Linked DNA regions of Homo sapiens: all the other regions are linked to region 5. A link is a contact called in ENCODE Hi-C or POLR2A ChIA-PET data. All regions are on one chromosome and are shown on one strand. The core of a region is the stretch at or near the end of the contact, and the rest is flanking DNA. Distances in the headings are between cores, read along the strand shown. Region 1 overlaps LINC02668 (long intergenic non-protein coding RNA 2668). Region 2 has its middle 110 kb from the start of LINC00702. Region 3 has its middle 18 kb from the start of MIR6078. Region 4 has its middle 26 kb from the start of PITRM1. Region 5 overlaps LOC105376360 (a long non-coding RNA gene).

What was found. A loop is a pair of places that touch in the nucleus more often than their neighbours do. ChIA-PET counts read pairs that join two places held with the same protein, here RNA polymerase II (POLR2A). Pooled maps may share reads with other maps.
Region 1: a loop to region 5 is called in a map of A673, with 4 times the contacts of the local background. The contact joins two enhancer-like sites. A Hi-C loop is called at or near these places in 1 of 168 maps with a recorded cell type or tissue (A673) and 4 of 50 pooled maps. POLR2A ChIA-PET finds 5 or more read pairs at or near these places in 2 of 52 experiments (A673 and H1).
Region 2: a map of naive thymus-derived CD4-positive, alpha-beta T cell shows a loop between it and region 5 (3-fold over the local background). The contact joins two enhancer-like sites. A Hi-C loop is called at or near these places in 1 of 168 maps with a recorded cell type or tissue (naive thymus-derived CD4-positive, alpha-beta T cell) and 5 of 50 pooled maps. POLR2A ChIA-PET finds 5 or more read pairs at or near these places in 1 of 52 experiments (HEK293).
Region 3: a loop to region 5 is called in a map of naive thymus-derived CD4-positive, alpha-beta T cell, with 2.5 times the contacts of the local background. The contact joins two enhancer-like sites. A Hi-C loop is called at or near these places in 1 of 168 maps with a recorded cell type or tissue (naive thymus-derived CD4-positive, alpha-beta T cell) and 5 of 50 pooled maps. POLR2A ChIA-PET finds 5 or more read pairs at or near these places in 2 of 52 experiments (CD4-positive, alpha-beta T cell and activated CD4-positive, alpha-beta T cell).
Region 4: a pooled map shows a loop between it and region 5 (4-fold over the local background). The contact joins two enhancer-like sites. A Hi-C loop is called at or near these places in 1 of 168 maps with a recorded cell type or tissue (posterior vena cava) and 4 of 50 pooled maps. POLR2A ChIA-PET finds 5 or more read pairs at or near these places in 2 of 52 experiments (OCI-LY7 and activated CD4-positive, alpha-beta T cell).

Annotation. Positions count from the first base shown.
Region 1 is chr10:3,238,186-3,243,931 of GRCh38, forward strand. All of the region lies in intron 2 of LINC02668 (long intergenic non-protein coding RNA 2668), which reads right to left. Among named protein-coding and RNA genes, the nearest start is that of LINC02668, 16 kb to the right of the region's middle. Within about 2 kb of position 2,573, at least 5 of the 41 ENCODE cell types and tissues checked have a DNase peak (open chromatin) inside an H3K27ac peak, as active enhancers do.
Region 2 is chr10:4,128,999-4,134,657 of GRCh38, forward strand. No RefSeq gene overlaps it. Among named protein-coding and RNA genes, the nearest start is that of LINC00702, 110 kb to the right of the region's middle. Within about 2 kb of position 2,718, at least 8 of the 41 ENCODE cell types and tissues checked have a DNase peak (open chromatin) inside an H3K27ac peak, as active enhancers do.
Region 3 is chr10:3,970,526-3,976,028 of GRCh38, forward strand. No RefSeq gene overlaps it. Among named protein-coding and RNA genes, the nearest start is that of MIR6078, 18 kb to the right of the region's middle. Within about 2 kb of position 1,391, at least 4 of the 41 ENCODE cell types and tissues checked have a DNase peak (open chromatin) inside an H3K27ac peak, as active enhancers do; they include CD4-positive, alpha-beta T cell, where a contact is called at or near this core.
Region 4 is chr10:3,195,620-3,201,639 of GRCh38, forward strand. No RefSeq gene overlaps it. Among named protein-coding and RNA genes, the nearest start is that of PITRM1, 26 kb to the left of the region's middle. Within about 2 kb of position 1,918, at least 7 of the 41 ENCODE cell types and tissues checked have a DNase peak (open chromatin) inside an H3K27ac peak, as active enhancers do.
Region 5 is chr10:3,665,262-3,670,586 of GRCh38, forward strand. All of the region lies in intron 1 of LOC105376360 (a long non-coding RNA gene), which reads left to right. Among named protein-coding and RNA genes, the nearest start is that of KLF6, 120 kb to the right of the region's middle. RefSeq lists an enhancer at 3,082-3,583. Within about 2 kb of position 3,535, at least 17 of the 41 ENCODE cell types and tissues checked have a DNase peak (open chromatin) inside an H3K27ac peak, as active enhancers do; they include CD4-positive, alpha-beta T cell, where a contact is called at or near this core.

The sequences.
Region 1 (5,746 bases), core at 1,323-3,822, 430 kb before region 5:
ATTGTTCAATGAGACTGATTTCAAGACATGGGCCAGCCGGGCATTCCTCCCGGTACCCTGCTGCAACCTGCTCACCCTGTCTGGGTTCACTGGTGTCCTGGCAACAGCGTGGGTGCCGGGGCAGGCATCTGGAGATGGAGTCGGCAGAGAGCATGGCTCTGGGCTCCGCAGACCCGGCAGGAGCCCCGGCTGCAGAGAAGGAGATGTGGGGGAAAAAGCCTGTGCTAGTCTGGAAGTGGAGTCTGGAGCTTAGATTAGAAAGTGTGTTGACAGAAGGAATTCCCCACCGCAGTCCCGTTCCTGGCTGACAGTTCTCCCAGCAGCAGGATCTGTGGGAGCGGGACTCCAGTGCACTCGGGTCCTCGGTGTCTGTCCTTCCAGGGGTATCCAGGTCTCAGAGCACAGGTGCACACGGGTACAGTGGCTCTGTGACACAAGAGGAGGGTCACTCACAGTGGTCCCACGCACGGCGCCGACCACACAGACCCCAGAGGACACGTGGTGCTCTGGGCCTGTGACCAGCACAGCAGTTGGAGCAGGTGTGTGTCTGAGCTGGAGCTGGGCGGCCCTGCCCTGTGGCAGCGGGAATAAGAGGAGACAAGGGGCGGGCAGGTAATCACCGAGGAGCTCTTCCCAAGAACAGAGACGTTGCTGTTAGAATACAAAGCTGGTCCAGGAAGGGCACAGAGGGAATCGCGTCTCTGCTTGGCCACCCTGCCATCCCTTTGTCCCTCTCTTACACAAACATCGTCCATCCCCCCGGGTGCTTCAGACTGGACCTGGTGCCCAGGGCCCCTGACCACAAACCCTAAACACACCCGGGGCTCCTCCAGCGCCGAGTCCCCCACGCTTCCTCACCCCGCTCAACACACATCTTCAGTCTTGCACTTTTCTCTCTCTTTTTTTTTTTTTTTAAATTTTAGATGAAGGGAAAATGGTTTCACTCTATAAACCACTTCTTGTTTAGGGATATGTCAAAAACACAGTTAAAATTCATTCTCTTCTTTACAGTGAAAATTCCAGAACAGATGGAACACATCTTTTCCCACTTCAGAGCGCGAGGGGGGACGAGGAGAAGCATCCTCTGTGTCTCAGGAAGCTGCGTCATTAGTTCGGGGTCAGGATAAAGGGGAAGGATGAACGCATTTGTGTGTCAGGCTGCAGGGCACCCGCACGTGGAGAGAGTCTGCAGGCCCTCAGTCAATCACACCGATGTGAAAGCGAGGATGGAAGGGGAGGGAAATTACATTTACCTGTGTCCTGGCTGCAGCCACGATGGGTGCTGGGGAAAGTCAGGAGGACTCGGGATGAGAAAGAGGCAGTAACTCCCGGTGTGTTCTGTCTGGGGGACCCAAGAATGTCTGCACCATCACTTCTCGGTTCTCGCTGGATGTAGCGTGGGGCTCACTGGGGTCACACACCCTACGGGATTTTGAAGTTTCAAAGACCTCTGGGTTTTATTTGTCTCCTGACCTGCCCGTGTTCATCCAGGTGTTAATCTGCCACCATGCCCTGCCTTGCAGCGCAGGGAAGACCGCAAGGCCGCAGCACCCTACGCCCCGGACGACCCGCCGCACAGGTGTGAGGCCATCGCACCGCGAGGGAACGGTCACTAGGTGTCGCCGTCTTCCTCGGAATGGAAGCCACGTTTCTCCTGCACCGTTGAAATGGACTGGAACAAAATTTTCTAGACTTCAAGGAAACCATCCTTTCTAATAACAATGAGATGGTAATTAGTAGGGGAAGTGGCATAAAATTATTTCACCATTTAGTGAAACCATGATTCTAAACTACAGAAAAAACTGTCTTTTTTAAAGCTCATTCAGCCGGGTGCAAACCGCCTTGCTGGCGGGCGGCACCTGAAGGTGACCTGGCCTTGTCCCCCCCTCCATCCCCCCAGTTTCCTCTCTGTGGTGAACGTGGTTGGGGTTCACGTCTCACCCCCCATGCAGACCCCAGCAGATCCTGAGGGCAGCGTGTGGACCATGTCCGAAGGGTCCAGAGGAAGATCCCACATGTGTAGAATACAGACCCATGGCCCCTGGGAGAGTGAAGGACACGCAGATGATTGGCAGCGGCCACTTCTCACACAAGCAACCCCTCTCTGTTTTACTGATGAGAAAACAGAGGCTTAGAGCGATTGTGTAACTTTCCCACAGCCAAGTTCAAACTCAAAGTGGGTTTCAAAATTTAGGTTTGTCCGGCTCCGAGACCCGTGTTCTCTGCAGGGCACTTAGAGGACTCCTGTGCTGACCTCTCAGGCAGCCTTCTACGAAGGGACGCGGAGAATAACAGGAAGGATTTCCATTTCCTTTTTCTAGGAAAAAAACAAAAGGCAAGAGGTAGGAATTCAGAGCTAGAGTCGCTTTACAATTCGGTTCCATTGTCGAGACGGAGAGATTCCACGACCATGACAGAAAGTGAGACTATTTAGGATTTGCCAAATAGGATGTTTTCTGAACCAATCAACATAGAACGGAAATGAGTTGGGACAAATGGCAGTGCAGTGAGAGGAAAGGTGAGTCTTCCAGCAGCCCTGCCTCCCTCATCCTGGGAGGAAACGTCCGCAGAAGCCGGGCTCCCCTGTGCCTTCCCCAGCCCTGCCTCCAGGAAGCTCTCTGAGCATTTCCTACAGACCCTGCCCCATGCTCTTCTCCTGCCGGTTTTCTCCACGTGGTTTTCTCCATGTGCAGAAACGATGATTCGGGTCTGGCACAGTGGTTCATGCCTGTAATCCCAGCACTTTGGGAGGCCAAGGCAGGTGGATCACCTGAGGTCGAGAGTTCGAGACCAGCCTGACCAACATGGAGAAACCCGTCTCTACTAAAAATACAAAATTAGCCGGGCGTGGTGGTGCATGCCTGTAATCCCAGCTACTTGGGAGGCTTGAGGCAGGAGAATCGCTTGAACCCGGGAGGCAGAGGTTGTGGTGAGCTGAGATGGCACCACTGCACTCCAGCCTGAATAACAAGAGAGAAACTCTGTCTCAAGAAAAAAAAGATGATTCGGAGCTGCCTGGAACATGGAACAGCCCAGCGAGTCGCTGGCTGCAGTTCTCAGACCCAGGCTCTGCCGATCTCATCCCAGGCTGGAAGAGTTGCCACCAAGGCGTGTGGGTGCCATTTGCTGCAAAAGTTCTTATGGAGAACCATGACACATAACCGTGCCAGCTTCTCATGCCGGGAGACCGCAGCGCCTCTCCACACAAGTGGGGCCTTCCTTCTGCACTTTTATTCTGCAGTTGGGCTCCCGCTCCAGGGGGCTCCGTGTTTCTAAGAACCACAGCCCAGCATCATTAAAGAAGGCATTATTTTGTGTTTAGTAGAGCACTAAATTGGTGAAATATAGTTGTGATTCTGGTAGTGAATATCCCTGTTGCCACGGTAACGATATTATGTCATGGGAGGCTGTCTCGAGTGCTCCTGGGAGCAGCCAGGTCTCCGTGAGCTCCTGTTTACTCTAAAGACTCCGGCAGCCCACATGTGTGCACGCTGAATAAAATCGTGCTGCGGGACCACAGTGCGGGGAGGCACCGACTCTGTCATTCTGTCAACGCACCGCACAGTCACGAACATCAGCATTGACATGAAATGGACGGTTAGGGAGCTGCAAAGGACTCATGCTCCTCTATTGCACGAATTTGTCTTTTCATATTCAAAGTACTTGTAAGAGCTCCAAGTTCCACGTACTCAGCCACTAACCTCAGGCATCTGCACGGGAGACTTGGTACACAGGCTCACATGCATGCACGCACACAGGCACACGTACAAGCGCCCGTGTACACACAACAGTGTACACATGCGACACACATTCACACACATGTGCAGATGCACACACACAGATCAGTGTGAGGAAGAGTCAGGGGTTCATGGAACAGCCCCTGCTCTGCAAGCCATGTCTGGCCGTGTAGGGGAAAGAGACAAAACAACACGCTGGTTACCTTGGAAGAGGAAAGAAAGGGAGAGACCTGCAGGTGTTGGGCGCGACACAACCCAGAGCCACCCTCGTCAAGGGACCCTCTCCCTGCTCGATGCATTCCTCCCACCCGACATTCAGTGAACACAGGGAGGCTTAGTGTGAAGGACACCTGCAGTGTGTGTGTCTGTGTGTGTGAATGTGTGTGTGTCTGTGCACATGTGTGGTGTGTCTGTGTAAGTGTATGTGGTGTGTCACTGTGTGTTCTATGTGTGGTGTGTGTTTATGTGTCTGTGTAATGTGCATGTGTACTGTGTGTGTGGTGTGTCTCTGTGTGTGTGTCTTCGTAGTATATGTATGTGTTGTGTGTTTGTGCATGGTGTGTATGTGTCTGTGTGGTGTGTGTGTGTCTGTGTGTATGTGTCTCTGTGAATGGGTGTGTGTGCATATGTGGTATGTGTGGTGTGTGCAGCAGTGTGTGTGTGTGCACGCATATACACTGTGTGTGGTATGTGTGGTATGAGTGTGTGTGTGAAATGTGTGTGTCTGTGTGGTGTGTGATTGTGTGTGTCTGTGTGAATGTGTGTGTGCATATGTGGTGTGTGTGGTGTGTGAGTCTGTGTGTGTGTGGGGTGTGTATGTGTGGTTTGTGTGTTGTGTATGAGATGGAGAGAGGCAGGCCAAGGCGGGGAGATCGAGGAGGAGGAGGGGCTGGTGGGTCGGTGCTGCCAGCACGATGCTAGGAGTGACCCGGGCGTGTGGGAGGGGTCCTTTGCCACCTGGACCCCATCGCATGCCCTGAATCTCATTTTTGAACCCAAAGCTCAGAACGCTTCCTGGCTGTCTGCCCATCAGTTTCAGCCTTACCCTGAGCAGAAAGAGCTGCCGGGGTGGGGGGTGGGGGCGGGGGGGTTCTGCATTCTAATGGGGCGGGTTCTGCATTCTAATGGGGCGGGTTCTGCATTCTAATGGAGTGGGTACGGGTGACTTCAACAGTGAGTCTCAAGTTATTGTCTCTCTGGGAAAACACGCCCCCGTGACCTTCCCACCAGCACTGGGCACTCCAGGGGGTTTTGGGACAGGGCTTTCTGCAGGGTCTTGAGCAGCTGGCATCTCACCGACAGGTGTCTTCTGGAAACCTTCCGTGAAGACCTTCCCCTGAGGAAGCCAAGTCACCTGAGCTTTCTTCCTCATCGCTAAGTATAAACATCAGTGAAAAATAAGTGAATGTGGTAAGCTTTAAAACGGCAAACAAATGAGCCAGGCGTGCTGGCGCTCCTGTAATCCCAGCTGCTCAGGAGGCTGAGGCGGGGGAATCACTTGAACCTGGGAGGCAGAGGTTGCAGTGAGATCGCACCACTGTACTCCAGCCTGGCGACAGAGTGAGACTCCGTCTCAAAAAATAATAACAATAAATAGCAAACAGCAGAGAGCATCATCTTAAGGTTTTGAAAATACATACGTATTACTATTATGTTTAATACAGTCATACTAGGAGCACAGGTTAAATACTTCTGTGACTTCACAGGTATTCCCTGTCTCCCCTCCCAATGCCATTATGTGAACCAATAAAAGTGCAAATGGTTTCATCCCTGGTGGCCCCAGAGTCTCAAGAAGCTGAAAAAATTCCTAAGTTGCCTACAGGTTACAGTGATTGACGGAGAGAATGGGCATCTTTTAAAGTTAGTAAGCTAAGAAGGAAATATATGAAAATGAAAGTTAGGAAATGAGATAATTTCTTAAGGTCATAGAGTACACCTGGGCCCACTGATAATATTTTGAATGAAAACGGAAACGTACATCCCAATTATCGATGTTTTTGTACACACAA
Region 2 (5,659 bases), core at 1,468-3,967, 460 kb after region 5:
CTTCATGATCTTTTTTATCCTACATATACAAGTATTGTACCTAGGGTGGACACATTCCTCCTCTTACTTTCGGGTCTGTCCTACTCTGTCTGTGGAGTAGCCGTATTTTCACCACTTTACTTTCTTAATAAACTTGCTTTTACTTTGCACTGCAGACTCACCCTGAATTCTTCCTTACGCGAAATCCAAGAACCCTCTCTTGGGGTCTGGATCAGAATCGCTTTCCTGTAACAACTGGGGCCAGAAAGAAGAAACAATAGAAAAACTGATGAGTTCACATGATGTGACTTCAGATTAAGGATTTAAACACAGGGAACTTCATTATCCTGCCCATTGAAGACTAAACCTGTCCTGTTCAGGAAGTTAGGCTATCTCTCTCCTGGTTCCTCAGAGGGCAGAGAACTGCTCAGTTTGGGTTTGGGTTTGGTAAGCCTGGGTGACCCCACTATGATTTGTCTGGTCTGTTGCGATCGCAGGAGTTTAGTCCAAAATAATGGCCTCAAATTTTGTTGAACAATCTATACGGAAAGCAATATCCACCTCTGAACATTTCACAAAACACATCAGTGTAAAGTGTTGAGAAATCTTTTTAACTTAAAAAAAAAACAAACAAAATCTCAAGATTTCACAATGTTTTTTGATTCTGACATCTCTCCCTCTCCCACCTCCATCCCCTTCACTCAAGGTGCACCTATCAATAGCTTGAAAAACACAAGTGTGGGATAGGCTGTTTTGGATCATAAAGTTCTGCTCAAAGGGTGAATCCATTAGCCACAAGTCACTGGAGCTACTGTCTGCAATGACAAATTTGTTTCCACTAATTGAGAAGCCAGTAAAGGCATCAACTACAGATGTAAAATTTTCTTCATGTACAAGAAGGGGGAAAAAACAGTAACTCCACTGTGGCACTACCACTTTGCACTTGCTATTTATGGGATGGTTTTCTTCACAAGGAAAAAAAAAAGTACAAGTGGGAGCATTGGCAACTGTTAATTACAATGAGATAATGATCATTCGATAAGGAAAGAAATGGATTATGAGTCAAAAAATAAATATTGTGGAATCTGCGTGTAACACAATGTTTATTTTGGCACTTTGACTCTCCCACTAAATGATCTACGGGCAAAATTCAGTTGCAGACCTGCGATCGGGGGCTCCATGCCCCTATGACTTGTGCTGTCTAGATGGTGAGAGACGCTGAGAAGCGACCGCAGGAATCCCATCCTAGAGTGGTGGCCTCCTCTAGAGTGGTGAGACCTGTGACTGACTTATTCTAACCAATGCAGCGGCAGGGATGGCAGGTCCTTGTCTTGATAGAACAGCTGCTTCTGTGGCAGGGATGTGGTACAGCTGCCACAATATCATCATGTCTGTGATATGAGAGATCGAAATAGACACCCCTATATCGACAAACATGGACCCTAAGCTAAAGGGAACGGAGTTACCTATGTCTCAAAGGTTCAGAGCCTGGCTGGTGTGGCAAATTTCCAAATTTACACAGGTACAAAACAAACCACACTCGCTAAGCTCCCTCACAATGGTTGCTATCAGACCCCTCAAAGCTCTGATTTGCAACCCAGACCACTACCATTCTGATAGCTTTACAAACATTCTTTTCTGATAAACAATGGCAGACTTGAAGGCAGCTTCAGCAGCTTATAGAGGCTGTGCACAAACTGTTTTTGTTTCCTGCAGTTCATCTGTTGACATAAAGGGCTAATCCCACCTCATTTTAATGCTGAAACCCTGCCCCAAAGTGAACACGGGATGTATGTTACATACACATTCACCCATTGCACATGCGTTCCACTCTCCTCTTAAATATGTATAGCTTTTCCCCCAAACTTGCAGACCATGTGTGAGTCTATTGTGTAATAAGACCCCATGAGGCATAAAACCAACCCCTTCCTTCCTTCCTCAAAGAGAGAGCACCTTTGCCTCATTCTACGTAGTTCCTGCTGGAGTCTCCTGTGGTTGTGGTTGGGTCGTCTAAATTACTACAAAGAGCAAAAAAGCTCTGACATAAAAATGGTCTCTTATTTTCTTAATCTTTGTGTTTCTCAGGTGCACTGTTGTGAAGAGACCTCAGCATACGTGTCCAGAGCAGTTAGTAAACATTTAGTGAAAATCCATAAAGAATTTGTAAATGCTCTCTCTATAAATCCCTACCTGGACTCTTTCATTTTTTCCCCCAGTTTCCAGTAAGAGTACAAAGTTATGATTTTTACACGAAGATTTGTTTTCATCCCCTATTACTGTACCTTATGACATCCTGGCAAATAATAACAATAAGAAATGGGAACGATAACAGTAATTCTACTTTTGAAACACCTTTTGTCTGTAAACATATATACACTTTCTGTAAGTGTCAAGGGATATATTTAATCATGATACTAATCCCCGAGAACTTTGTGTTTTGTCTCAAAATTCAAATAGACACAGGGCCCTTTGTTTGGACTTAGTTGGTTGCACAACGCTTCCAAAGTTAGCGTGTACTGTGAAGTCAACTGGGATTTTCAAGACATTTTTATGTACACTAAATATGTCTTAACATGATCTTAATGAAAGATGTAATAATTGACTGGCAGATGGAAGAGGCAGCAAGAAAATTGTAGTTTAGTAAAATAAAGTTTCACATTACTATATCAATATTAGGTTTTACACTAAAAGGAAAGCTAAATTTAGGAGCTTTATTACATACTAGCATTGACATGAGTCATTTCCTCTCCATTAAAGCAACCAAAACCCCAACTTCCTATCTTAGGCTATAATCTGCACCAGCCAGCAGATTTCAGATCTCAATTCTGCATGTTTGAGTTCCTCAAAAAAAAAAAAAAAAAAAAAAAAAAATCTCAGTTTAAGTTTGTACTTTCAGTGGAATTTTAAATAATTCCAAGAATGAGAATAGCTAACATCAAGCATCAGATATTAGTCAGAACAGTTTCACTTTGAGCAATAAAATTAGATCTCAGTTGAAATTTGCAGATACTGGGAAAGGAAAAGTGAAGTACTTACATCTTCACAAAATAAAATGACTTGTATCAAATTGAGCACACCCACTAACACAGACACTCACAGACACACACAGCGAGACAACACAGAGATACAGATGACACACACACACTCACAGACATATACAGCGAGACAACACAGAGATAGAGGACACACAGACACACTCGCAGACACACATGGAGATAGAGACAGAGGCACAGACACAGACATACACCAACACAGACACAAGCAGAAACACAGACACAGACACACACACACACACAAGGAGATGCACAGAGACACAGACACACACACACACACCAACACAGACACAAGCAGATGCAGAGACACAGACACACACACATAGACACACACCAACACAGACACACAGAGACACAGGCACATATACACACACCAACATAGACACAAGCAGATACAGAGACACACACACACACGCACAGACACCAACACAGATACAAGGAGATACACAGAGACACAGGCACACACACACACAGACACACCAACACAGGCACAAGCAGATACACAGAGACACAGGCATACACAGAGACACACCAACACAGACACATGCAGATTGTGTGAGACAGACACACGTGCACACAAACTTCACCAACACGCACACACCCAATAATGATAAATGCTTCTCCACTTCTGTGTTTTGGTGACACTAATAATCTTGTACTTTCTTTGACACAGTAGCCCATTTTCTGTTCAAAAGCAACAGAAAAATATGTCATCTAGTTTACTGTTTTTAGAATTGTAGGATATTTTTGTTTCAGCCTCAATAAAATTACTTCTAAGTCCTTCTAAGTTTTGAGTGTCTTCTAATTTCTTCATTCCTCTAATGAAAGGTCCGGTCATGTGTAGATATCACCCCTGTGGGGACCCCCTCACATTGCACCTGACCTTGGCTGTGCTGCTGTCTGCCTGTGGATGGAGTGGATTGACAACGGTGGCATTCACATGATGAGAAAAATGCTCCTGGGGCCGCGCTCCTGGCGAATGGCTTTGGAAATCAACAAAACACAGTCCCACTTTTGTCTGTGACCAGTCTTCATGGCATATCAGTTAGAGTGGTGTGCTAAATTTTGAGACCAGGTGGACAGAAGTGAGTTAAATGTTTTCAAGTGATCAATAAAGACAAATACCTTTATTGGGTACTCATCTCAAGCTCTAGGAATGGAAAAATACAAAGATGCGTAGTCCGTATTACTCCTTCAAGGAGTTTAATAATTAATTGAACATAAAATTCCTATATATGTGTATAAATACATATATTTTAATACCTACACAATGAAAACATCATTGTGTAGCAAGTAGTCCTGTAGGAAGGTTAAAACCTTGTTTTCATCCTTATCTTATTTTTCTCACCTCTCGTAATCCAAACTATTGAAGGACATTGTTGAAGCGAGTAACAAGGACTAAAGGACCAGAAGGTCACAAAAAAGAATGCATCACTGAAGAAATAAAAAACTAAATAAATGACTCAACTTTTTCTCACAAAGCTAGTCAATAAATTCAATGTTTTAAATGTGACCTGTGGACACCATTTAGACAGGTTTAGAAATATTGTATGTTGTTGAATCTGAGTCTGAATGGATTCAATGACCTTGTGAAGGAAACAATGACCCCTATTTTGTCTAGTGAAACATGTAGCATTTACAAGCAGAACCTACTCCAATTAAAATAGAACTAAAATTAAATTACTTAAGCATCCAGCATACTAAAAAAACTAAAATCATCATTTTACTCACAAGGTAGAATCAACCTAAGTTATTTATCTCTGTATCCAATCCTTAAATACTTCGTTAAACTTGCAAAATTTTAAAGTTGAATAAAATTCATCAACGTTTATCTGAGTGTGTTTCTGCTGTGTGCACATATAATTTAATATAATAAAATACTTATTGGATTTTGACATTAATTTTCATCTTAAATGAAAGCTGCTGCTATTTCTTAAATTAGGTAGACAACAGAGCAGTCTCTATTATAGTACAGTTAAAATCCTCCTCTGTGAGCCTATCTTCTGTCCTGGAATACACATTCATTCACTAAAGGTTAATGAGCACCTACTAGTCCACCAACTTGTGTTAAATCAATTTAAAAAAATTCCAGCCCTCATGGAGGATACTTTTTACATAATTAATTATAAATATAACATGTAAGTAAATTATATGGTATTCCAGAAAATGATAAGTGCTAAGAAAAAAATAGGGTAAGAGGTATCTTAAATGTTGGGTTTTGAGGGGTTGGGTTGGAATTTTGAGAAGAAAAAAAAACTGCTTAGTGTAGACCTCTAGTTGAGGAGATAACTTTTGGTAAAATCTCCATCATTAAGAAGGCCCTAGACTTTGGACTTCTCAGCCTCCATATGTATAAAAAAAATTCCTTTTTAAAATAACTTTCTCAGTTTCAGATATTCTGTCATAAACAACGGGAAATGGACTAAGACACTGGAGCCCAGGTAACATGACGCAGGGGGAGATGGTGATGTCTTGAGTGAGAGCAAAGACCTTCAGATGAGATCCAGTGCGTTCAGGGTGGTATGGCCACAGACAGAACAAAGACCTTCAGGTTGTAAGTGCTCTCATTCTGCATCTTGAAGGAAAAGACAAGTGTCCTTCAATAGTTTGGATTACAAGAGTTGAGA
Region 3 (5,503 bases), core at 141-2,640, 300 kb after region 5:
CAACCAGTTCTGCCACCCCACCCAGGAACAGAAGACAGCAAGAAAACCTCACTATGACCCTCTATGATTCCATCTCCAACCTGAGCAATCAGCACTCCCCACTTCCCAAGCCCCTACTCACCAAATTATCTTTAAAAATTCTGATCCCCGAATGCTCAGGGAGACTGATTTGAGTAATAGTAAAACTCCGGCCTCCCACAAGGCGGGCTCTGCGTGAATCACTCTTTTGCCATTGCCATTCCCCTGTGTGGATAAATCGACTCTGTCTAGGCAATGGGCAGGGTGAACCCATTGGGCAGTTACAAAAGCAACCGAGGATTCCCAGCAAAAGATAATGTGGAGAGTATTCCCTCCCACCCAGGGTACCCTGTTCTCTTCATCCTGTGTGCCCTTGTTCCATCACTGAAATCCAGACCTTTGGTCTTAAAAATAAAAGCCAGAAATTAGCTACCAAATGTTGGCAGTTTTATAAGCTACAAGAAAGCAATAGGCTGCTCTTAAGTTTGCATTTTGTGTCAGATATTGGCTAGGGTTAAAGGTTCAAGTAAATTTTATGCCTTCCACTATTTTGTTAGGGTGAGGAGACAATATTTCTAGCACTTTTCCAATGATCAACTAAATATGACATATTTATGCATGAAATTTCTTGCCTCTGGATTTAATGAATATGACTTTTAATCCTAAGGATGGTTTTATCATCATCTAGCCAAGATTTCACGTTTTCGCTGCTTCTGTCCGAGTGGTCAAGGAAAAGATAAATGGTAAATTGAAGGTTTAAAATAATGATTTTGTCAGTAAATCAGTAAATACTCCATATTTGATGGTGGCTATGACTTTGAAAAATTTTAAAGTTTGTGTTGAAAAAATGTGGCTCTTCTTCGTCTTGCACTTTTTTCTTCTGGGTAACAGTAAGATAACATTTTTTTTTTTGAAACAGAGTATAGCTCTGTCTCCAGGCTGGAGTGCAGTGGCATTGATCTGTACTCACTGCAACCTCTGACTCCTTGGACAAGTGATTCTCCTGCCTCAGCCTCCTGAATAGCTGGGATTACAAGCACGCACCACCACCCCCAGCTAATTTTTGTATTTTTAGTAGAGACATGGTTTCACCATGTTGGCCAGGATGGTCTCGATCTCCTGACCTCGTGATCTGCCTGCCTCGGCCTCCCAAAGTTCTGGGATTACAGGCGTGAGCCACCGCGCCCGGCCAACATTATTAGTTTTTAATCACAGCAATTTTTGTTAGTAACAAATTTAAACATACATAGTCCTTTTGCTCTCTAGCATCTACAATACTCTTGGTTCAGGATTTAAGAGGTGTTACACCCAGATGTGACTGTCCTACGTGTGTGCTCAAGGCTACATTAAGAATTTTTTTCTCTTTCCTGCCACATCTTTTCTTCACCCTGTGTTTGCCTGTGCACCTGCCTCTTCTGGAAGCAGCTATGAGGACAGGGTTTCCCCATCACCCGTGCTCACAACCCCACACAGTGCCTCCCATAGAGTGGGCTTAGTCCATTTTCACTTGCAAAAGAAAACACACTGGCTCCTCTGTGTAATTCTGAATTTTAGAGGAGATCTTAATTCAGTAAATTACTATTACGTTTTGAACTTGAATAATGAATGTAAGAAAAACTGCAGTGCATGAGACAGGAAAGCTACTCCCTCTCCACTGATAAATACTTATCACTTGGAAATAAAATTTTTAAGCAATCAGAAGGAGACTTCATGTAGAAAATGGGCCTGGCACTGTTGTCCTGCAATGGAAACGGAGGCTTTGTCTCCAGGGTTCCAGGAAATGTTTCGAGTTAACTCTAACAAGGCCATATTCTAAGCATAAAAATTTAATGACGATACATAATTTTAACAAGTCTGAAGTCACTGATTAAAGAAAATTAAAATGGTGTGTATGGTAGGTGCCTTAACTCTCCTTAGAATATAGAAGATTATTGATACTGCAATGAAAAAAATGGCTATCCTGTTTTTAACCTTATTTTTTAAAAGAAAAACTGAACAACATGTTTGACATTTGCCACCACTTTTGGGTTTAGTTTTACAAGGTTATTAATCACAGCACACTTTGATACTGGGGGAAAGAGGATTGGAGTTGAAGTAGAAAAGCTAAGGCCAAGCCATTCCAAAATAATGAGACTTCTCTTTCAAATATGATTTTAATTATAAAGCTATCTCTGACTTTCTGCAGTATCAAAACTTGGTTTTCTTGGAACTCAGATTATACTAAGAAAAAGGCACAGAGTCAATCAAAGATACACAAACCCACTTCCTCTGAAGATGTAATCACACAGTCCGCACCTCACTGTGGGCCTGCCAGCCCCATGCCCAGGGCCCTGGCTTCTCGATGACCAAGCTTTGTAAGAGCCCCAGAGTTTCCCATTGGTGCACACTGCCCAAGGTAGAATGAAAGGGAAAATTCCAAAGAGGCCAGAGAAGTATTTTCTTTTTCATTGAGAAGAAGAAAGTCATCTTAAAGTTGCATTTACTTTTTCCTTCATGAAAAGCAAACACAGAACAAAACAGAAACAGAATCAAAATCAAACCAAAAAACCCGGGGAGAGAACTTGACGTCCTGGGGCAAAACCTGAAGCATCTCAGTCATTCCTCCAGCAAAAGAAGAAAAGTCAGAAAGAATCCCTGAAAACAAATCCTAATACAGCCATGTGCGTGGTTGGCCTCTGCCCACAGGGCTGCAGCCTGGCTTGGGGATAAGCCTTTTGATGTATGTGGCTTTCTTAAAAACAAGGAAATCCTGTTCTGCTAAAAAATGTCCAGTTGCTGTGGTTCTAAGAAATTAAGTAGCCTTGACTAAGTCAATTCTATATTATTTTAGTTAAAAGAGAAAAAAGAAAAACTTCAATCACAATGGAAGCATTTAATCTCATTGATTATTTAATCAAAATATATTTAAGTCATACGGAGGACCAGTTAGCTAGCTAGAAAGATGAGCAGTAATCTTATGGGTTGAGGAAAACAAAAACAGAAGAGGAATAATTTGGGTTTCCTCATCCTAGTCAAGTTTTCTTTTCCTTTGAAAATGCTGTATTAGCATTTAAGGGAGTCCGGTCTTGGTTCTCCCATTTTATGCTAAAGTTAATTAAATTTTGTCTTTGTATCTAATTATAAATGTCACAAATAACTTTTTAGTAGCTAAAAGTAGTTCCACTGCAAATCCCTATATTTTCTGTTAATAGTGATATTAACTAAATAATAGAGATGTTTATCAGGATAGTAGCTATGTGTTTAGGCAAAGCTGTTACCCAAATAAGTTACAAGCGTCTTGATGTAGGTTTTGCTCATGAGCATGTTTTTCACTCAGATAAAGCAAGTTACTTTAAAAGGTGAGCCCATTTTGCTAAAATGACTCCCAGAAATCCATTCAAACAATATCATATTTCTGAATGTGAAACCCTTTTATTGTTATTATTTTAATTTTAACCCTTTTATTATTATTACTTAATTATAATTTGAAGTAAGCAGTCTTGCTTACTGACGTATGTGTCTGAGTAACTTTTCAGTTGTGTTTATCTAATAACCTTTATGGGAAAGGAATCTTTTTGCCTAAAATTGTAGTTAGCCAGAGAAATGTTTAAAGGACAACCAAAATTTACATATATTATAAATATTATATATATTGTAATAATATTTACACATGTAATATTTGTATATATAATAGTATTTACATATACACTATTTGTGAAAGAAAAATATCTTGGGCCCCCAAATTATCCCTCATTAAGCTAAAAGGATAATTCAAGCTGGGAATTGCTTAGGGCAAAGGTGCTTTCCCTTCTATTCTCTCAGCTCATTGAGATAAATGCATATCTGATTGCCTCCTTTGAAAAGGCTAATCAAACACTCAAAAGAATAAAACCATTTGTCCCTCACCTACCTGTGACCTGAAAGCCCCCTCCTCACTTCCAGTAGTCCCACCTGTCTGGACTGAACCAATGTTCATTTTACATATGTTGATTAATGTCTCATTTCTTCCTAAAATGTATAAAAGCAAGCTGTGCTCTGACCACCCCTTGAGCACATGTCATCAGGGCCTCCTGAGGCTGTATCATGGGTGCGCATCGTCATCCTTGGCAAAATAAACCTTCTAAATTAACTGAGACATGTCTCAAATTTTTGGGGTTCACAGGTTTATACATATATTATATACTATATACACTATATTATATATTAGATACACTCTATTAGCTCTTTGGGCAGAGCTAAGATAGAAGAAGAGAAGGAGTTTTGGAAGCAGAGGGGTAGGAAATAATGGAAGTGATCTAAGAATAGCTAACATGGGAAGTTCAGAGAAATGAAGAAAACTAGTATGAAGATAAGACCATGGTAAGTTTCAGCTGAAGAGAAGTCGGATTTGGGATTGGTGATACGGTGGTATAGTTTGTTGTTTTGTTTTGTTTTGTTTTTTTTAAGATATTAACTAGGAACGGTTTTCCCTGTCTCCTCTCCTTCCTTCCCCCATTCTCAATCTGCCAGCCGCCCCTCTGTGGGGGTCGCAGGGATGGTGGGAAACACAGCAAGCCCAAAGAAAAGCCTTTGAATCCCTCATAGGCTTTGAGTCCTCAAGGCCTGAATCCACCAAGCTGATTGTTCCAGAAGTGCCAGCAGGAAATGCCTGGGATCCCCTCAGAGAGACCAGAAGAAGGAAGGAGGAGCGTGGTCAGGAAGAGGCCCTGTGGGCTGGGAAGAGGGGCGGTCTTCCTCAGACGGGTTCTCCGTCAGCAGACCACCCAGCCGCAGCTGTTTCCCTGCAAGCATCATCTGTGATTCCAGTGAGTTCTCACCAGGGAGGTGTTTTTGCCTGGGTTCTAGCGTCCCAGGGAAAGGTTTTGCAAGGCAAGATAACTAGGTCATCGTTCCTGCCGCATAATCCAATCAGATAGTCTTTTCTGACCCACCAAAGTGGAACTCCTATAAAAAATAATAATTATTGAGAAACAATTTTGACTTATCTAAAGCATATTAGGAGATGTTTTATTTTTCTCTCACTTTTCATACTCCATTTTTCTTCTTTTCTTCCAAGCCTCATATCTTTTCTTGGAGGAAAACCACAAAGGGTTCCCTGACGGAACACTTCAGGGCCTTTTCATCTCAGGCCTCTTTACAATCTTTCAGGGAAGAATAGCTTATAATTTATCAGAAGGAAGGGAGGTCAGCCTTCCTGAGGGGGTGTCAGGCTGCTGGAAATGTCAGAAGTTCGGTCCCCCACCCCCTGAGTCACAGAGCAAGAGGCAGCCGCACGGGGCCACTTGGTGTGTGCAGCTGCTGCAAGGCTGCAGCCTGGAGGCATGTGGAGATGCTCCTGCAGTAACAGAGCACGCTAGGGGATACTTCAACTTCTTGCATCTTGCAGCTTGACTTACATTTAATTCGATAACCACTGAAAGGTTCTCTGCAGTTTATCAGCCTGGTCCCTGAATTAGATCCCTGAGGCAAGCTCTACTCATTCTCACTACTCTCTCTCTACCCCGGA
Region 4 (6,020 bases), core at 668-3,167, 470 kb before region 5:
CAATGTTCACGGAAGAGCTCCTGGCTCAAGCGTTATCAAGATTCATGAGTACATACAGGTAAAGCACCCAGCACAGAGTATCATATAAATGCTTGTTGCTATGAATATCATCCTATTCCCTGGTGGTGTTTGGGGAACCTCTTTTCCCTTCTCTCCCGGGTAGATTCGCCTGCAGTGAGTGGGAGTTCTGTGGCTCCTGGGGTCATCGGCTGAGTCCCTCTCCGGCTTCTCCTTCCTGACTGTGAATTGCTGTGTGGCCACGCTTGGGTGTGTCTCTCTCCATTCTCTGTTGCTCGTGGCAGCTGTCGCTTTGGAGTCATGATTCCAGTTGGAACTGAGAAGCAAATACTGCCCACCTGGCCATGGACACTGGCTGCCCGTTCAGAAGCTGTCCAGCCACCAGCAGCTGCCCTCTGAACGACTGCCTTCTAGAATGTCTAGTTTGCCAAACATCAATTTGTTAAAATTACAGGTTTATTGTTTCTTTGAAACCAACTTACCCCACATCAGGCCACAAACTGAATATGTAATTCCAGGGTACTGAGCCTGGCTGGTGTTGACGCTGCTTCACTTTCTTGTTTTCTTTTTTCTTTTCTTTTTCTTTTTCTTTTTTTTTTTTTTGAGATGGAGTCTCACTCTGTCACCCAGGCTGGAGTGCAGTGGCACGATCTCAGCTCACTGCAGCCTCTGCCTCCCAGGGTTCAAGCAATTCTCATGCCTCAGCCTCCCAAGTAGCTGGGACTACAGGCGCCCGCCACCACATTCGGCCAAGTTTTGTATTTTTAGCAGAGATGGGGTTTCACCATGTTGGCCAGGGTGGTCTTGAACTCCTGACCTCAGGTGATCCGCCCATCTCGGTCTCCCAAAGTGCTGGGATTACTGGTGTGAACCACTGCGCCCGGCCAACATTTCACTTTCTAAAGCCACATTTTTAAGGTACGCAGCCCACGCTTCATGCCGGGCCTGGGAGGGGGTTCCTGGTTGTAAACCTGTCTCTGACCTCCCAGCTGGCTCAGAGATGTCCCCAACCCAGAGTCCAGAGGACAGCCCACTTTGGGGAGGAAGCTCGCTTGGGGTCCTGGGTGTAAAGCCAGCCAAAGCAACACCACATTTCTGGCCTTGGCTGGAAAAGGGCAGCTGAGAGCATCACCCCTGTCTGCCGGCCACGGTCTTCTCTCTCCTCTCAGAAACGGGTCTTGGATCTCTTCAGATCGTGTGTCCATCAGGCTAGACTGGGAACCAGTTTTCAGTTGTAGCCTTTCTAAAGAGGCGTCACTATTGTTTCTGTTTCTATTTCAGCTTTCTATCACGTTCCCTCAGTCCAGGGAGACCTGGGCATGGAATTCCCATCTCAGCTCGGCCTCTGCCGTGGTCTGCAACTTGCTGGCGGTCTCCCAAGAGTCATCCCAGCAAACGTGGGGGCTCTTTTGTCCTGTTATGTGAATGGCCACCACGGGGAACATTCCCGCCCACTGGGGCCTGTGGGGGCTGTGTTCACCCCGGGGTGGGGAGGGGGGTCTGGCCCTGCAGGTGGGTCCTCAGGCCCCAGGCAGGGGTGTCCTTGGATGAGCTGTCCTGCTGGGGGGCCATGCAGAGCTGCCGAGGAGAAGGAACAGGCAATGAGGCCGAGGCCAGGGGCGTCCCCTCGCTTCCTTCCAAGGCTTCCTTCCGGGACCTCTCATCTTGGAGGCTGCTTTTTCTTTTGGTTCATTTCATCTGGATTTTACCAAGGAGAAAAATGCACTGGGGGAAGCAAGGAGTTACAGGCCGAGGGCTGAGTGGTTTGCTTTAGTCCTGCACACCCCAGACACCCCGGCCGCTTTCCCAGCAGTCCAGGAATTAATTCCAGGAATGCTCTGCGTCCCAGCCTCCTGCAGCGGGACTCTCTGTCCGCTGCTTCCAGCCGAAGGCCACCGGAGGGCAGCAGAGGCCTGGCTGAACCGGGCCGGGCGCTGCCGAGACTCTGGGAACGTCTCCCACTCAGTCTCCCTCGTTCTACAGCTGGTAGCAGGCAGGTGCTGCTGGTTCCTTCCATCAGGAGGGAGTGACCGCTGACCATTGCGTTACCACATGGAGCAGCGAAAGGAGACGTCCCCATCAGGTCTTCCAGCAACGGCAGCTCAGAATTTTCACTGGGATCTCTCAAAAATGCATTCATTTAAGGGATAGCTGTCTGTTTGTGGATTTCTTAGGGTTGAGTCATTACACGAGGCTTATCAGGGACAGGGATCAGTGCTTCGGTGTCACTGGTGAAAAGAAGCTCATAAAACAACTTTCGGGATTAGCTCATTCGCCAGTGATTGCGACTGTGGCAAACCACACTGCCCCCAGCACGGCGGGTGTCAATTATGTGACACAGACTCTAAAACGAGGTGATGTTAAAGAGGCTTCATAAAATTGTCTTGTATACAACTCCCAGAATATTACTTAGGAATATAGTTCCACTGAGTGCAAATGCAGTCAATATTTATTTGAAAATGTGAAAATCTAGCCAATTGGATATATGCAGGTGATTGAGATAATTCAAACTTTAATGTCTTTTTGAATATTGCATTCTCTTGTTTATTCTTTGGCATTTAAACCAGTCTGAAGCTCAGCTGATTCTCATGATTTAGGATTGGAATGCCCAGTGTTTCAGGTGAATCGTGTTTAGGGCTAATTTGGGCTCTGAGAAGGGCCCATTCGTTACTTAAGAAGTGCTTGGTTGTCTTAGCCAGCTCGGGCCGTGACAAAATACCGAAGACTGAGTGACTTCAGCAGCAAACAGGGATTCCTCACAGTTCTGGAGACTGAAGTCTAAGGTCAAGGCACCGGCAGATTCACTTGCTGATGAGGGCCTTTTCCTGGTTGAGAGAGGGCACCTTCTCACTGTATCCTCACATGGGGGTGGGGGAGAGAGAGAGAGGAGAGACAGAGAGAGGAGAGGGAGAGAGAGAGAGCTCTGCCCCCTTCCTCTTCTTTTTACAGCGCTGGTCCCATCGTGGGGCCCCAAGTCATAGCTTCATCCAACCCTCATTGTCTCCCCAAGTTCCTGCCTCTAAATACTGCCATATGAGGGGCTTGGGCTTTGACATGAATTTTTGGGGTGAACACAAGCATTCAATGCATGCCCAAGGGGACACTGGTGGTCATGTGATGGCCGAATTGTGTCTCCCAGGAAATCCTACATGGAAGCCCCAACCCCTGGGACCTCAGATTATGACTGTATTTGGAGATAGGGTCTTTAAAGAGGTAATTAATGTAAAATGAGGCCATCAGGGTAGTCTCTAAACCACAGGGTTGATGTCCTGATAAGAGGAGGAGATTCGGATGCAGGTGCACACAGAGGGACGACCCTGTGAGGACACAGGGAGAAGACGCCGTCTGCAAGCCATGGAGAGGACTCAGGATGAACTGGCCCTGCCCACACCATCATCTCAGACTTGCAGCCTCTAGGACTGTGAGAAATACCTTGCTGGGAGTTAAACCCCCAGTCTGTGGTGCTTTGTGGCGACAGCCCTCGTGCACAGAGACACCAGGCTGGGGAAGCGTGGCTCAGCCTTGAAGAAGCAGCAGAGAGATCACACAGATGGAGACAGATGTGGGGAAGGGATCCAGCCACTGGCCTCAGCTTTTCTGCACCCCCTTAGCTCCTGCTGACCTGGAGGTCTCTCCCAGCCTGGGTTTAGTTTTAGTAGAAATCGGGGCAGCTTTCTCACACATTCAGGCAGAACAAACACAGAACAGACGGTCACGTGCACGGATGTCATGGGGCAAACTGAAGCACAAACACACACGGGCCTCACCTGCCCAGCGCAGCCCCAGGGTCCCCAGTCTGGTTAGGGTCCCTGGCTGGTTAGGGTCCCTAGCTGCTTAGGGTCTCCTCCACTGTCAGGGCAGGTGAGGCCCATTTGTGTGTCTGGGCCGGGACCAGAGTGAGAATTCAGGTTGTGGTGTCAGCAGGCGAACAGGGAGGTGAGGAGGGCAGCTTGCAGGGACCAGCAGGTAAGGCAGAAGAGGAACTTCAGACACAGAGAAGTAAATGAGGAAGCAAATCGCAGCACACAGAGGCATCTGCGGGGCTCGTTTCTGGAAGGCTGAGGATGGAGGAGTATGTGTGTGGTCTCAACCATGCGTCAGGAAACCCACTGAGTCAAAGCTGCTCGCCCTGGCTCAGGTGCTGCTGGCTGCTCCTGGCTGCCTTACAGCCTTCTAAGAGCCCGCTGGAAACTCTCCAGACCTGGCGGCAAGCAGGTCCCTAGGTGTCAGGACTCATGGCTGCAGGCTTATTCCCTAGGCTCAAGGCCACCATCCTGCGAATGAGGCAAACGATTGGAGCCCTGTCCCATCTGATCATAACTGATGCTTGCAAGTCTTATAAAACAAGTAAAAACTGAGCACTTACTGTGTGCCGGGTGGTCTGTTTGGGGTTGAAAGCATCCACATGAACAAGACATCCTTCATCAGCCAGAAGGGTGGATTCTTTTGGAGGGAAGGGGTGCCAGGTAGCTGGTTGTGCAGGGGATCCTTGTAGATGGCCAAGACATAAAGCCCACCTTTCCAGGAAGCCAGACGCATTGCTCCTGGCGTAGTGCTCGGCCCAGCTGTCGAACTTGCCCTGCTCATTACTGAGGACTCTGACTATATTGGTCTGCTCTCACGCTGCTAATAAAGACATACTGGAGACTGGGTAATTTATAAAGGAAAGAGCTTTAATGGACTCGCAATTCCACAGGGCTGGGGCGGCCTCAAAATCATGGTGGAAGAGCAAGGGACGTCTTACATGGCAGCAGGCAAGAGAGAGCTTGTGTAGGGGAACTCCCCTTTATAAAACCATCAGATCTCATGAGACTCACTCACGATCAAGAGAACAGCACAGAAAAAAAACCCACCCCCATGATTCAATTACCTCCCACTGGGTTCCTCCCATGACGCATGGGAATCGTGGGAGCTACAGTTCAAGATGAGATTTGGGTGGGGACAGAGCCAAACCCTATCACTGACCTGGGGAGGGCTTTCCTATGAGGCACTTAGCCCTGCCTGTGAACTTGCCACTTTCCCTGCCTGTTTAACCTCACTGGATTGAGAGTTCCTTAAAGTTTGAGATGAACTCTGTCTGGTTCACTTCTTCTAGCGCCTGGCACGGGATAGATGACCCCCTCATATTTGTTAAAGAATGAAAGAGAGATTTCAAGAACTTTGTTAACTCAAAATCACACAACCTACACATTTAGAAAGGAAACTACCTTCCAAAGGGTTACAGGCTGCAAGGTGGCCATCCCAACAGGCTGGGAAGCATTGCCCAGCCTGGAGCCTGGGAGGCAGTCACCTGCGAGGGAGAGGAGAATGGAACAGGGGTCCATGCTGAATGGATTGGCCAAGCATGCATATTCAACAGATTATAGGAGCAGCTATGAATATTCATGAAGGGGGCTGGCACATGCATAATGCACAAACATGCCTGTTACATATGACCCAAGTTCACCTTGGGGTGTAAACCCAACATTTAAATGAGTTACAGTTGGGCCATATACATCAAATGTTCTTTTCAGGACACAGAGGCACTCAAGTGCTCAGCCTCTGTAAAGCAGCTGGAACCAGTCCATGCTTGGGGGTCTTTTAATTAGGAGAAAGTTACTGAAATCAGTCTCTGGCCTAATCAAAGCTGTAGTGGTGGCTGCTGGAATGGGGTTCCGTTGGGCGGTGTCTGATGGTTGGTGAGCTCTAACTGCTGCGACATTGCTCATCTCGGGGCCAGGGCTTATTTAGCTGCCAGAGAAAAAGAAACACCTTATGAGAGTTAGAACACAGTTTATTCTTTAAGTGTGGGGTGTGTGACTTAACCCTTGCCTGGTACTGCCTTAGGGTCTGTGTAAAATTTGGTATTATATTGCCACAGAGTTCCCTCTGTCAGTCTTGTGGTCTCTGTTCTAACGTAAATGCTGGTCAGTTGTGCCTAAACCCCAAAAGAGTGGGGTGTAATGAGGCTTGAGGGACTTAGAATTTTCCTTTTGGCTTACACTTCCCTAGTGTGAATGTGG
Region 5 (5,325 bases), core at 2,285-4,784:
CATTCTCTTCTGGAAACGCCCCCTCCCCCATCAAGACGCAGCCTTGGACCACTCACCCCTTGCATTTGGGAGGGCTCATGGCTCACAGTCATGGTGGCACGAGAGGCTGAGCTACCCCAGGCAGGTGAGAGATGCTGCAGTGTCTGCCTTGTTGACAGCACGTGAGCTGTGGGCCCTGACGCCCCACGCAGACATCACTTGGCCTCTTGAACCGAGCCAGTGGGAGCCAAGGCCATGGAGAGGGCGCTCCCAGTGTCCCCCAGTGAGAGTCGGCCAGGCTGCCACGGCAACACATCACAGGCCGGGAGGCTTCAAAGATAGGAACCTGTATTCTCATAATTCTGGAGTCTGGGAGTCCAAGATAAAGGTGTCCTCAGAGTTGCTTCCTCCGGAAGCCTCTCTCTGCAGCTTCAGACGGCCGCCTTCTTGCCATGGCCTCACAGGGTCACCCCTCTGCCTGTGTCTGTGCCCTAATCTCTCCTTCCAAAGACACCAGCCAGATGGGACTAGAGTCCACCCTAGTGACCTCACCTCACCTTAATCACCTCTTTAAAGCCCCCCGTCTCCAAACAGTCCCATTCTCAGGCACTGGGGGACAGGACGTCTGCACATGGATTTGGATTTTGGGGGACATGATGCAGCCGAGCTGAGGTCCCAGACAATAGCAGCATCCTGCAGCCATGAGTGAGGTGGGCAGTTTCCTGCGGAAGACTCCAGCCCTGGCCCTGGGGCCACCAGACCCTGAGGACCAGAGAGAAGTGGTCGCTCTGTGCGTGCGGGAGCTCCTGGCTACAGAACCCGTGAGCAGAATACGGTGCATGTTTGTGACCTGTAGTTCTGGGCCCCTGGATGCTGATTATTCAGCCATGGTCACTGAAATACCCTCAGCCTGGGAGTTCTCATATTATCTCAACTAACCTTTGCGCACATCAAGGTGCCTGTCTCACGGATGAGGACACTGAGACACACAGGATTAAATAAACTGCCCAAAACACACAGTTGCTAAGTGGTGACCCGGACTTGAACCCAGTCTGGCTGACTCCCGAGCCGTTCCCCCCGTGGAGGAGGTCTCGGACAATGCCTGACTCCCGAGCCGTTCCCCCCGTGGAGGTGGTCTCGGACAATGCACAGAGACTCGGTGTGGAAGACCCGCGCCATTCCCACAGGCGTGTCCTGCTCTTTTCGGGACTGGCTGCAGAAGAGTCCCTGCCTGCAGCTCACCCAGCTCAGAGGATGCTGGTGAGGCCACGCCTCTGGCTGTTCCAGGCAGACCCAGCACCCATGTCAGGAGCAGCCAGTGTCTCCCCAGGACGGCAGATGGAGGCAAACCCTGGTGTCTGAGTGGCTTCAAATAGCTGTACACCTGGAAGCCTCAAAGTGCAGGGAACACGGCAGATGGGGGCAGGTGGATGCCCAGGAAGCTTCACCACAGTCACCTGGCTTATTTGCCCCGGCCGGGCCATTCACAAGGCTTGCTGCTGAAAAGGAGTAGGTAGGCTCTGCCCACCCAGCTTTGCACTGCAGGGCTGGCTCCAACCCACACAGGTAGGCAGCCTGGCAGAGGGGAAAAGCCAGCTCAGTCACTCTTAACCGCACTTGCCTGCTGGCTGCTGCTTCTTTTTCTTTTTCTTTTTCTTTTTTAAGAGAAATTGATTAAGCATTTTTCCTTTTTTCCCTGTTTCTGAAATATATTTGGAGGATACACTATTTCTATTCTGATACTCTCTCCTTAGAGGAAAAAAAAAGTTATTTTTCACCTATTGATGCAGCAAAACGGAACCAGAAGCAGGAGTTCCAAGCCAGCCGTGCCTTTCTCTCCACTTCCTTCCCTGGGTGCAACCACAGCGGCGTGGTAGTGACTGTGGATAGTAAGTTCCTGCATTGTGGCTCTTCTGCCCCGCGTCGAGGGCTGAGCTCCCTGCTCTGCCGATGTGCTTTGCCTCCTGGAAGCTTCAGACATGGAAGCCATGTTCTGCCAGACCAGGAGAAACCCCACTTTCATCCCACGTCTCTGGTTATCAGAGCATCAAATCCAAGTTTGACCTACATTACAGGGCAAGTCGGTCATGAGCACACACTGGACCATGACAAATTGATTGTCGTGACTTTATTGATGTCAAGGGGGATACAGTGCCACGATTAATAATTTACCCAACAGAGAAAAGCTTTTCTTGTCTCTGTGATGCCGGAGAGCCCAAGGTTTGATTGTTCCAAGTCCGAGCACTAAGGAGGGAGGTGCTCACACTTACAGCTCAGGTGAAAATCCACAGCAGAAGATTCCTGGTAGCCTCCTCTCTGCGTGCCCACAAGTCGTCGAGGCAGAAAGTGAAGTTTGTTCTCTTATAACAAACCATTTGGACAGACACTTGGTTTTTCTGTTCTCAGAATTTTTTCTGCTCTACCCAAACTAGGGGTTGGCGTTGCATAGGTACCATGGGCACTTGGGGAATGCCTGTTTCGTTTCATTACATTGAGCGGTGATAAGAAGATTCAGACACTAATTGGCATTTTCCCCTAAATCTCCATGGAAATGCAGTCTCTATTCCAGGGCACCATGTACTGCGAGGACTTTATACTCGCCCTCCGAGTGAAAGGAGAATGAAGGAATGAATACAGAGGTGGACAGGGTCATTTCTGTCCCATAACTGCATATTGTGGACATTTTTCTTTTCTGAGATGGAGTCTCGCTCTGTCACCCAGGCTGGAGTGTGGTGGCATCATCTCAGCTCACTGGAACCTTTGCTTCCCGGGTTCAAGTGATTCTCCTGCCATGACAGGCACCCACCACCATGCCCGGCTAATTTTTGTATTTTTAGTAGAGACGAGGTTTCACCGTGTTGGCCAGACTGGTCTTGATCTCCTGACCTCGTGATCCACCCACCTTGGCCTCCCAAAGTGCTGGGATTACGGGCGTGAGCCACCGTGCCCAGCCTTTTGTGGACATTTTAAACAGCAGGGAAATTAATCCTGAGCAATAAAAAATAAATAAATAAATAAATAAATCATGGTTTTTATTTGAATCTTAAAAAAACAAAACGAAACATGTTTTCACTTTTTTTTTTCCTTATCTAATTTGGCTACTGCTTCACTTTCTCTGCCACCTCTCTTACTGCAGTTTCAACTAAATGACTAAGCAAATTAGATCTTGAGTTGCTTTTCTGGAATGCGGAGAGTTGGAGAATCAGATAAAAGTCGAGGTATCTCTCTCTTCAGCAGCTTCCAGATCGGGGGCTGGAGCTGAGCGGGGGTGTTGTGCAATCCCGTACTGTTGTCGAGCAGGCTTCAGTTCAGGGAGACCAGGCAGGCTGAGGCCCAGGAGAGTGCCCCCTTGCATCTGCCCTGGGGGAAACTCTAGAAGGGGTAGAGAAAATCCGAGAAGAAAGGATATTTTTACACGGTAGGATTGTATTTTTATCCCCGGAGGCTTGCTGAACGCAAGTTTCTGGGTAAGTTACACAATACAGGAAAAGTAACTGTTTAGCGTATAGGTGATACGTGTTGGAGGCCAGAGCGCTCTGCAAAGCCCCGCCCCTGTGTGTGTTGTGTGGTCTGAAAACAAAGAGCAGGCATCACCTTCTGGAGGTGAGGCTGGCCCGGGACTCAGATGGCTCTAACTCTGCGGGTCGCCTGCCCAGAGGCTGCACTTCAGCCGGCGGGGAAGCCAGGATGGATCTTAAGTCATTCGATTCTCAGGCCATAGGTTGTTGCCAAACTGCAGCCTGGAAAAATAGTCTATTGATTTTCTGAGTCAAATAAAGTTATGTTAATGTAGAATTAAATAGATAGTCACATAGCTGTAACATCCCCAAAGATGGAAATACTACACATCAAATGTGCCTGTGGTCTCTTTGTTCATCTGTTCCTTCCTGTTCTTACTGCTATCAGAAAAAAACATACCTAGCATTGCTAAATAAGGCTTGAGAAACAAGCGTGTTTTGTAAATAGCACATCTTCGTACAAACTCATATAATATTTTCAAACCCTGAAGTCGCTTGCATTTTTCTTCGCTATTCACAGCAACTCTGCAAGATGCTCCTCACATTGGGTTTAAATTGTGACATCATATCCAAATTATGTCCCCTTGGGCAACTCAACTAAACTCTTTTCCCCGTTTCTTCATCTCTAAATTGGAATGATAATACAAGCTTCCTCAAATAAATCAAAGTGAGAATCAAACCAGCCTGGCCAACACGGTGAAATCCCGTCTCTACTAAAAATACAACACTAGCCGCGTGTGGTGGCGGGCACCTGTAATCCCAGCTACTCGGGAGGCTGAGGCAGGAGAATCACTTGAACCCAGGAGGCAGAGGTTGCAGTGAGCTGAGATCGCATCATTGCACTCCAGCCTGGGTAACCAGAGCGAAATTCTGTCTCAACAAAAATAAATACATGAAAAGTCAGGTTAGGTATGTGGGTGCTAAGAACCACATGCACATGGAACTGCTTGCCGCTGTCTCCGTTATTTACTAGAGGAAGACACTGATATGGCGCCCAAGCCTATCGCTGGTCTGACCTTTTCACACCATCACAGAGGGGATATGAGGTTGGACGTGTTCTCCCTGCCAGCCTTGCCTTCTTGCCGTCACAATCATCCCTCTAGATATGCCTGCAACAAGGACCCAGAGTCCTAGGTCTTGGCGCCTTTGCTGCCGCCTCCCTGGGAGGGGTCACCCGGCACACCGTGACCTCCTCACCTCACCCCTCTGTAGCCTTCAACCCCAACCCCCCTTCTTCGCATGACAGTCAGAGTGAAGAGAGAAAGTATGATTCAGATGTGTCTCTGCTATTCCACGCTCCCAAAGGCCTCCTCATGTCTCTGGGGGCAAAAGCCAAAGTCCTCCCACTGGCCTTCAGATGCCCCACAAACCCACCACTCCGTCCCTCTGACAACATCTCCTCCTGCTCTTCTGGATCCAGCCACCTCCTTGTGTGTCTTCAAGCTCTGCAGCCTTCACAGGGGCCCCTCCTGCCTGGAGCACTCTTGCTGTGTATCTGCGTAACTTGCCTCTCCACCTCCTCACCTCCTGTCTCCCGCTCTCCGTCCTTCTTCCTGCTGTTCCTTTCCTCCGCAGCACCATTCACCTTCTAACAGGCTGCTCCTCATGACTTCTGTATTTGGTCAGTTTCCCCAAACAAGAACGCAAACTCCACCAGGCAGAGGCTTGCACTTGTTTCGTTCTCGGTGGATCCCCCATGCCCCTGGAACAACACGTAGTGGGCATATGATCAGTATTTGTCGAATGTGTAAATAAAGAAAGGAAGTAAGGAACAAATGAATGGACACATGAAATGTGTTGCAGGCAGAAAAAAGTTAGAAAAGACAAC